Linked DNA regions of Mus musculus: all the other regions are linked to region 3. Evidence: chromatin contacts called from ENCODE POLR2A ChIA-PET data. All regions are on one chromosome and are shown on one strand. The core of a region is the stretch at or near the end of the contact, and the rest is flanking DNA. Distances in the headings are between cores, read along the strand shown.

Evidence for each region. ChIA-PET counts read pairs that join two places held with the same protein, here RNA polymerase II (POLR2A).
Region 1: POLR2A ChIA-PET joins it to region 3 with 17 read pairs in embryonic stem cell. The contact joins the promoter of Spr here to the promoter of Cct7 in region 3. POLR2A ChIA-PET finds 5 or more read pairs at or near these places in 4 of 5 experiments (Patski and embryonic stem cell).
Region 2: POLR2A ChIA-PET joins it to region 3 with 12 read pairs in embryonic stem cell. The contact joins the enhancer-like site here to the promoter of Cct7 in region 3. POLR2A ChIA-PET finds 5 or more read pairs at or near these places in 3 of 5 experiments (Patski and embryonic stem cell).

Annotation. Positions count from the first base shown.
Region 1 is chr6:85,136,313-85,139,031 of GRCm38, reverse strand. It overlaps Spr (sepiapterin reductase), which reads left to right and starts at 1,268. Exons shown (of 3, transcript NM_011467.2): 1 at 1,268-1,593; 2 at 1,919-2,209. The coding sequence starts at 1,287. It overlaps Gm10444 (a long non-coding RNA gene), which reads right to left and starts at 1,098. Exons shown (of 3, transcript XR_001785286.2): 1 at 605-1,098.
Region 2 is chr6:85,153,559-85,156,373 of GRCm38, reverse strand. It overlaps the pseudogene Spr-ps1. Among named protein-coding and RNA genes, the nearest start is that of Gm33200, 11 kb to the left of the region's middle. Within about 2 kb of position 1,458, at least 1 of the 3 ENCODE cell types and tissues checked has a DNase peak (open chromatin) inside an H3K27ac peak, as active enhancers do.
Region 3 is chr6:85,450,077-85,452,776 of GRCm38, reverse strand. It overlaps Cct7 (chaperonin containing Tcp1, subunit 7 (eta)), which reads right to left and starts at 1,272. Exons shown (of 12, transcript NM_007638.4): 1 at 650-1,272. The coding sequence starts at 655. Pradc1 (protease-associated domain containing 1) reads left to right here and starts at 1,475. Exons shown (of 5, transcript NM_001163427.1): 1 at 1,475-1,664. The coding sequence starts at 1,598.

The sequences.
Region 1 (2,719 bases), core at 19-2,518, 310 kb after region 3:
CTGGCTGTCTGTCCTAGAACTGGCTTTGTAAACCAGGCTGATGCAAACTTACAGAAATCCTCCTGCCTCTGCCTCTACCTCCTGTGTGCTAGGAGCACCACCATTGCCTGGTCACACTTAGTGTTTTTAATGTCGGTTCTGGGGTTCAAACTCAGCATGATGGCCTTGAACTCACTATGTCTGTTGAAGATCCTTCAACTACTTTGGAAATAAGATAACAAATCCAATAGATTAGTGGTAAGTAAGTAGTTTTAAATATACAGTTCTGCTGAAAGGGAACTTTGGCATAGAGAAAAGGCATTAATGACGTGTTGATTTGGCACAAGACAGTGTTTTTTAAAAACCTATAGAGAGACATTCCGGCTCTCTTCTCATATAGGCCTACAGGATTTGCATCGCTCTAGGTCCCCTATTTCGTTGGCCTAGGACAAAAGCCTCATTCAATTTAAAAAAAAAAAATTGGAACTTGAGAATGGCCCCTACTGATTGCTGGTTTCCCAATCTGACCAGGCTAAGTGACTAGTCCTACCACTTGAACTTTCTGAAACAAAGAGGAGCTAGCCGCTGGCCTGCCTGCCTGTAATTCCGATGGACTCTAGCTCACCTCAGACTAAAAATGGATCAAAGCAATCTCTATGTCTTTCTCTGCTGTCCTCCTCAGACATCTCCAGAGAGCTGGGATATTTTTCTTTCCCATTTGAGATTATGAAGTTGTTTCTAGAGTGCATGACGCAGGTTGAAGGATAAGTACACAGGTCCCAAGGAACCAAGCGTTTTCACTGACGGTGATGAGTCTTGTTCGTGAGATTGTTGTGATTCTCAGCCTTTCTCTTCCCCTGTGTGTGCTCTTCATTTTCTGGTTCTGTCTGCCTAGCACCTCCTGGGGAAGCTGCTGTGCTTTTCCAGAGAAGGCTTCTGTTAATCAGAGTGCAAAGGGACCACAAGCTCTACACACTTCATCCAAGGCTGTCACTGGTCTCTAACTGGTATGTCCTGTATGGATAAAGACAAACCTTAACCCTGGAGGAGGAAGCTGATCCTGGAACAGGGTGGAAATTGAGAACGCGCCTCTCAGAAAGGGGCTGAGTTTGTGGGAGTGGCGCTCAAGGGGAACCCGGAAGCGCTGGGAAGGGGATTAGGATTTCCTGCCGAGGCCCGGCTGCCTGGCTTTTTTTTCCCCCGCCCAAACACCAGTGGATTCTGGCCCGAACTTCCGCCGTCCCAAGCCAAGAATAGGCTCCGCCCCGTCCTGGTTCAGTAGCTGCGCATGAGTCTGAGTTCCAGGCATGGAGGCAGGCGGGCTGGGCTGCGCTGTGTGCGTGTTGACCGGGGCCTCCCGGGGCTTTGGTCGCGCCCTGGCCCCGCAGCTGGCCCGGTTGCTGTCTCCCGGTTCCGTGATGCTCGTAAGCGCACGCAGTGAGTCGATGCTGCGGCAACTGAAGGAGGAGCTGGGCGCTCAGCAGCCTGACCTGAAAGTGGTGCTGGCAGCCGCCGATCTGGGCACCGAGGCTGGCGTGCAGCGGTTGCTGAGCGCAGTACGCGAGCTCCCGAGGCCCGAGGGGCTGCAGCGCCTGCTGCTCATCAACAACGCAGGTGAGAGTCCCGTCCAGACCCCGGCTGCGAGCTCTTACCTCATAGGCTTTTGGGTAGGTGAAGGGCAAGTCCCTAAAAGTCCAAAGTCCAAGAGGAGGGAGGGTGTATCAGTGTCACTACGGGGCGACAGTGCCTCCTGGCGGATGTGTGAGTCAAGACTTTTTGAACAAATCACTCTGCTTTACTACAGTATTCTTTGCTTGCATTAGGGGTGTCTGCAGAGCTGGGGCAGAGAGATAGCCTATGAGGAGGAACTGTGGAAGGCTGAGGGAGAAGAGTGCCCCAGTTGTGTCATTTCTTTGGTCCCGTTTTTTTTTTTTTTCAGCCACTCTTGGGGATGTTTCCAAAGGCTTCCTCAACGTGAATGACCTAGCTGAGGTGAACAACTACTGGGCTCTGAACCTGACCTCCATGCTCTGTTTGACTTCCGGCACCTTGAATGCCTTCCAGGATAGCCCTGGCCTGAGCAAGACTGTGGTTAACATCTCATCTCTGTGTGCCCTGCAGCCCTACAAAGGCTGGGGTCTGTACTGTGCGGGGAAGGCTGCCCGAGACATGCTCTACCAGGTCCTGGCTGCTGAGGAACCGAGTGTGCGGGTGCTGAGCTATGCTCCAGGTAGGTGGGTGCTCCTGACAGTGCTGTCCCTAGACTTAGCTGGTACCTTTCTGGGGGCTAGGCAAGGAGGGGAACCTGATCTATATTCTCCATAAAGAATCCAAAGACACCTTATATGCCCCAGTATAGGGGAATGCCAGGGCCAAGAAGCAGGAGTGGGTGGGTAGGGGAGCAGGGCGGAGGGAGGGTATAGGGAACTTTCGGGATAGCATTTGAAATGTGTATAAAGAAAATATCTAATAAAAAATAAATTTAAAAAATGTGACACACACACACACACAAAGAATCCAAAGACTATCGGGCCCCTACTACCTCTGGTAATGACTCCTCACTTCGTAAGAAAAATACAGACTCCCAAGACGTTGGAGCAGTCAGGGGCCGAGGTACTCAGCCTCAGGACTTGTCCGATTAGCAGGTGGGATAAACATCCAGACACATAAAATGCATTAAGACTAAAACTGAAAAAAACAAAATGCCTTTATATGTTCAGCTGTCTGCTTTTGTCCCTCA
Region 2 (2,815 bases), core at 209-2,708, 300 kb after region 3:
CCACCACGCCCGGCTGTTGGGAAAGTTTTTATCTATCATCATAGTTTTGTAAATGATTTACAAAGTAAAGTGTTGGCTTCCCTGGGGATAAGGTCCTGTAGTGACCTTATCTCTAGGGATGGTTTCTGACCCATTATTCTCACTTAAGATCTTGGTCTAGGCTATCAGAACATGTAAATAAGAAAAGGAATAAGAAAAAACAAAACAGATAGATCACCATGAGAACTACAGCTCAATAATTTTTTCTCCGGCAAAGAGTTCCATAATGGCTTCCAGGAGGCCTCCCCATTTTGAGGTCAATCTCCTCACTCTGTGGCACTTGTCACACAGATCCTATTGGAGGTGGTGTGGCAGAAAGGTACCAGCTAAGTCTAGGGACAGCACTGTCAGGAGCACCCACCTACCTGGAGCATAGCTCAGCACCCGCACACTCAGTTCCTCAGCAGCCAGGACCTGGTAGAGCATGTCTCGGGCAGCCTTCCCCGCACAGTACAGACCCCAGCCCTTGTAGGGCTGCAGGGCACACAGAGATGAGATGTTAACCACAGTCTTGCTCAGGCCAGGGCTATCCCGGAAGGCATTCAAGGTGCCGGAGGTCAAACAGAACATGGAGGTCAGGTTCAGAGCCCAGTAGTTGTTCACCTCAGCTAGGTCATTCACGTTGAGGAAGCCTTTGGAAACATCCCCAAGAGTGGCTGAAAAACAAAAACAAAAACAAACAACAACAACAAAAAAAAAACAGGACCAAAGAAATGGCACAACTGGGGCGCTCTTCTTCCTCAGCCTTCCTCAGTTCCTCCCCATAGGCGTTTGCTATCCCTCTGCCCCAGCTCTGCAGACACCCCTAATGCAAGCTAAGACTACTCCTGAATGCTCTTTAGTAAAGCAGAGAGATTTGTTCAAAAAGTCTTGACTCACACACCCGCCAGGAGGCACTGTCACTCATCAGTGACACTGGTACACCCTCTTGGACTTTGGACTTTTGCGAACTTGCCCTCCTCTTACCCAAAAGGCGATGAGGTGAGAGCTCGCAGCCGGGGTCTGGACCGGAGTCTCACCTGCGTTGTTGATGAGCAGCAGGCGCTGCAGCCCCTCGGGCCTCGGGAGCTCAGCATCGCGCTCAGAGGCAACCGCTGCATGCCGGCCTCGGTGCCCGCAGCTGCCAGAGTGGTGTGTGGAGCGGGTGCAGGCCCGGCTGCTGCGAGCCCAGCTCCTCCTTCAGTTGCCACAGCACGAACTCACAGCGTGCGTTTAGGAGCATCACCGAACCCGGTAACTGCAACCGGGCTAGCTGCGGGGCCAGGGCGGGACAAAAGCCCCAGGAGGCCCCGGTCAGCACGCACACAGCGCTTCCCAGCCTGCCACACTCTTTGTCTGGAGCTCAACTTCATGGGCTGCTACCTAACCAGCGTGGGGCGGAGCCTATCCTTGGCTTTGGACAGTGGAAGTTCAGGCCAGCATCCACTCGTGTTTGGGTGAAAAAAGTGACGAATAGCCAGGGAGCCATGGCTCAGCAGGAAATCCCAGTCCCCTTCCTAGTGCTTCTAAGTTCCCCTTGAACGCCACTCCCATAAGTTCAGCCCCTTTCTCAATTTCCACCCTGTTCCAGGATCAGCTTCCCCCTCCAGGGTTGGTTTGTCTTTATCCATACAGGACATACCAGTTAGAGACCAGTGACAGTCTTGGATGAAGTCCTTGCCTGCGTAGAGCTTGTGGTCCCTTTGCACTCTGATTAACAGAAGCCTTCTCTGGAAAAGCACAGCAGCTTCCCCAGGAGGTGCTAGGCAGACAGAACCAGAAAATGAAGAGCACACACAGGGGAAGAGAAAGGCTGAGAATCACAACAATCTCACGAACAAGACTCATCACTGTCAGTGAAAACGCTTGGTTCCTTGGGACCTGTGTACTTATCCTTCAACCTGTGTCATGCACTCTAGAAACAACTTCATAATCTCAAATGGGAAAGAAAAATATCCCAGCTCTCTGGAGATGTCTGAGGAGGACAGGAGAGAAAGACATAGAGATTGCTTTGATCCATTTTTAGTCTGAGGTGAGCTAGAGTCCATCGGAATTACAGGCAAGCAGGCTAGCGGCTAGCTCCTCTTTGTTTCAGAAAGTTCAAGTGGTAGGACTAGGCAGTTCTTAGCTAGGGCGGACTGGGAAGCCAACCATCAGAGGGCACCCCTCTCAAGTTCCAATCTTTTGGCTCTGCAGTAGTTATAAACTGATGTTATCCTGCCCCCTTCTGGCCGCTCTGTAGCAACACCCTGTCCTTCCTTTTTTCTATGCACGCCATAATAAAGGAACAAAATACCATTCATACTTGGGCTGCCCAGGGAAAGGTCCCTGGAAGAAGTCGCATAGACACCTTGCTGTTCCTGGTCCTCGGGTCCTCAATGAGAGTTGGCTGGGCTGCAAGTCAAGAGTGGGAGAGATTTAGAAGCACAAGAAGGCTGGCATAATGACCTTTTCTGTGCTTACAGTGCCTGCTTCCCATGTGAGATCTGAGTTTATTCCCCAGAGTGCAGAGAAGACTCAGCACTTGAAGATGGAGACATATACACTTCCCTTTTTTCATGTTTTTTTTTTGAGACAGTGTTTCTATATTGAGCTCTGACTATCCTGTAACTCACTCTGTAGACCAGGCTGGCCCAGAACTCACTAAGACCCATCCCCTCCTCTTCCTCCTGGTTAAAGGCGTGTGCCAGGTGCATTTCAAGTTCAATGGCCTTTCGGATGCCTGTGTCTAAAAGTCCAGGTGTTCAGCATCTGTGAATTGACATTTGTACATGTGTAGATGTGAACAATGCACATA
Region 3 (2,700 bases), core at 23-2,522:
GGTTTATCACAGGGGAACAGGGGAGGTATCTGACGCTGTCGGGGATAAAGGGTGATGCAGGAGGATTACAGGCAGACCTTTAAGAGACTCTCCTGCCTAAAGTACTCAGGTCGTCCCATCTTTGGTACTGTGTACATCAATTGCCCTTTTCCAGCACCAAGTACATTCGGGAGAACTAAAAATGCCCCCAACGAACAGGTTCCAACAGGAACGAAGGATTCTGTCTTTCCACATGCGGGAACGTAAACGACCACAATGCCAGGCAGGGCGTCACTTGGCCCAACCTAAAGACCCTCACGCTGCCTCTGTGCGCCTAGAAGCTCGCGCCTTCACTTCCGCACCTCCCAGGGCGATGTAACCCGGCCTTATGGTAGAGGTACAGAGCTCAACACACACTCGGTTCCGAAAACCCAAGCCTCCATTACGGGGAACAGGCTGAACAAGAGGTCTGTGGTCCCAAGCACCATGAGATCCATGGTTTCCAGGCCCAGCGGCATCGCGAGCCCCATTCGGCTCTCGCCAACAGCTTCAGTTTTGGATCAAGGCCGCCTCCGGCCGGGGAGCGGAAACGAGCCACTGTAGACACTCCGCATGGCGGGCCAGGGCCGCAGGGTCGTGGATGGCAGCGGATGCGCGGAGAGACACTCACCATCATCTTGGAAGCGGCTTCAGGTACCCGCAACTCGTCAGTTGTCCGCCTCGGGGCCGCCCACCCAAGCCCACAATGCTCCGCGCCGGAGAAATGCCCAGAAGCTTCTGGCGAGACGTTAGCCCGGGAGAGGAAGGGGCCGGACCACTTCCGCCACTCTATGGTTAGCTCCCGAGGTAGCCGGCTAGAGGAGTCGGAGGTCCAGGGACGCTCTAGGAACTCGCGTTAGCTTTGGCGGGGGTCATCGAGTCTCGCAGTGCTTTTGGTTTGTAAGGTGCGGTAAGGTCCCGCCTCAGCCCGCGCTCCCAGACGCCATGGTAGACGTGCAATGAGCTATCAGTACTGAACACCGGCTAGGAGAAGCACCTTAGGTGAGTGATCTCACTGCACCTGCTCAGCTCCGTGGCGAGGGAGCTCCGTGAGTTTCACAGGTAGCTTGGGAAGTTGGGAACAGTGTCCCGGGTCACAGGTGCGCGGCCCGCTCGGGCGCAGGAAATTTGCTCGGGTCGGCTTCTAGCTCTGTAGCGCCCCTTATCGGCCGAGGCGGCGCCGTGCCGCCTGCCCCTTCGCGCGAGGCCCGTCTCTGCCTGGGGAGGAGAGCCGTGGATCCCGCGCAACCCCGCGAGCCGCCCACCGCAGGTTCCGGGAGGCGCGTCTATAAGGAGGAGTGCGGGGGCGGGGCCGCGAACTGCAGTTGCTATTAAGAGTTTTGGCCAATCAGCGCCCGGTTCCACTTCTCCTGGCCAATAGGAAGTGGCCTAGGGCGCAGAGGAGGAAAGTGCGGCCACACGAACAGGCGTGGCGGCCAATCAGCCGCTGGCCTCCGTTCTGTGCTCCAACCGGCGCGGAGAGCGGGCCTGAGGGAGGCCGTGGCAGCTGTCAGGCTAAAGTCGGGCGAGGGATCGCGGCGGGACGGCGGCGGCGGCGGCGGCGGGACGGGCCCTGGAGATGAGCCGTGGCGCCGCGGGCTGGTGCTGTCTCGTGCTCTGGCTGCCCACGTGCGTCGCGGCCCACGGTGAGCGGCGACGGACAGGCGGGCGGGGCGGGAATCCAGCGTGCGCGCTTCCCGGGCTGGGGGCCACGGGTCACCTTGGGGACCCCGCGAGTTTGGGCCGCCCAGATCCAGGGACTAGACGGCTGCAGCGGGTGGATGCTGGTTCCCGGGTCAGTGAGTAGGCACAACCTGACAACCCCACCCCTCCCCGTCGAAACAAGAGCTTTCAGCTTTCCTCCCACTGAAGGCGACCCTGGTGACAGCTAGAGATCCAGAACGGAGGATGTGAGCGTTCTTATAGGCAGGAACACACATATGGGCTCACACGCACAGGCACCCACTTACACAACTCGAACATAAATGTACACACCTACGCGTTAAGTGAACACATGCATATACCCGAAGCTTATTAGATAAGCACATCAAATGCCAGACAGGGGTGTGCTTGTGGAAAGGGTTGCCTGGTGTTAATCCAGAAGGCTTCCTGGGGGGGGGGGGGGGTTATCCATCTGATGAAGTGTACCTACACTCAGGACAAAAAGCTGCAAGCCCCCTTAGCTCTGTCTGAGCTGTAATTTGGACCATAGACAGGATCAATTATAGACACAGCAATTGGATTGACTAACAGACCTGAGCTTCCATCCATCAACATTTACTTGCCTTTCTGGCAAGTTTAAAGAATCCAGGGACTCAAATCCAACTGAGAAAAAATATCCTAGCAAAGCTCTCGTGGTTTTTTTGGCCATTCTCTTGTTCAGGACAGCAGAGCTGGGCAGAGTTCTTTGTTTAGTAACCTTTACTGAGCAGCCACTGTGTCCTAGGCACTGGAGATTCATCTCTGTATAAAGCCACATACTTAAGGCTGGAGAGGTGGTTCAGTGGTTAAGAGCACTGACTGCTCTTCCAGAGGTCCTGAGTTCAAGTCCCAGCAACCACATGGTGGCTCACAACCATTTGTAATGGGGATCTGATGCCCTCTTCTGGTGTGTCTGAAGAGAGAGAGACCGTGTATTCACATAAAATAAATAAGTCTTTTTTAAAAAGCCACATACTTAGA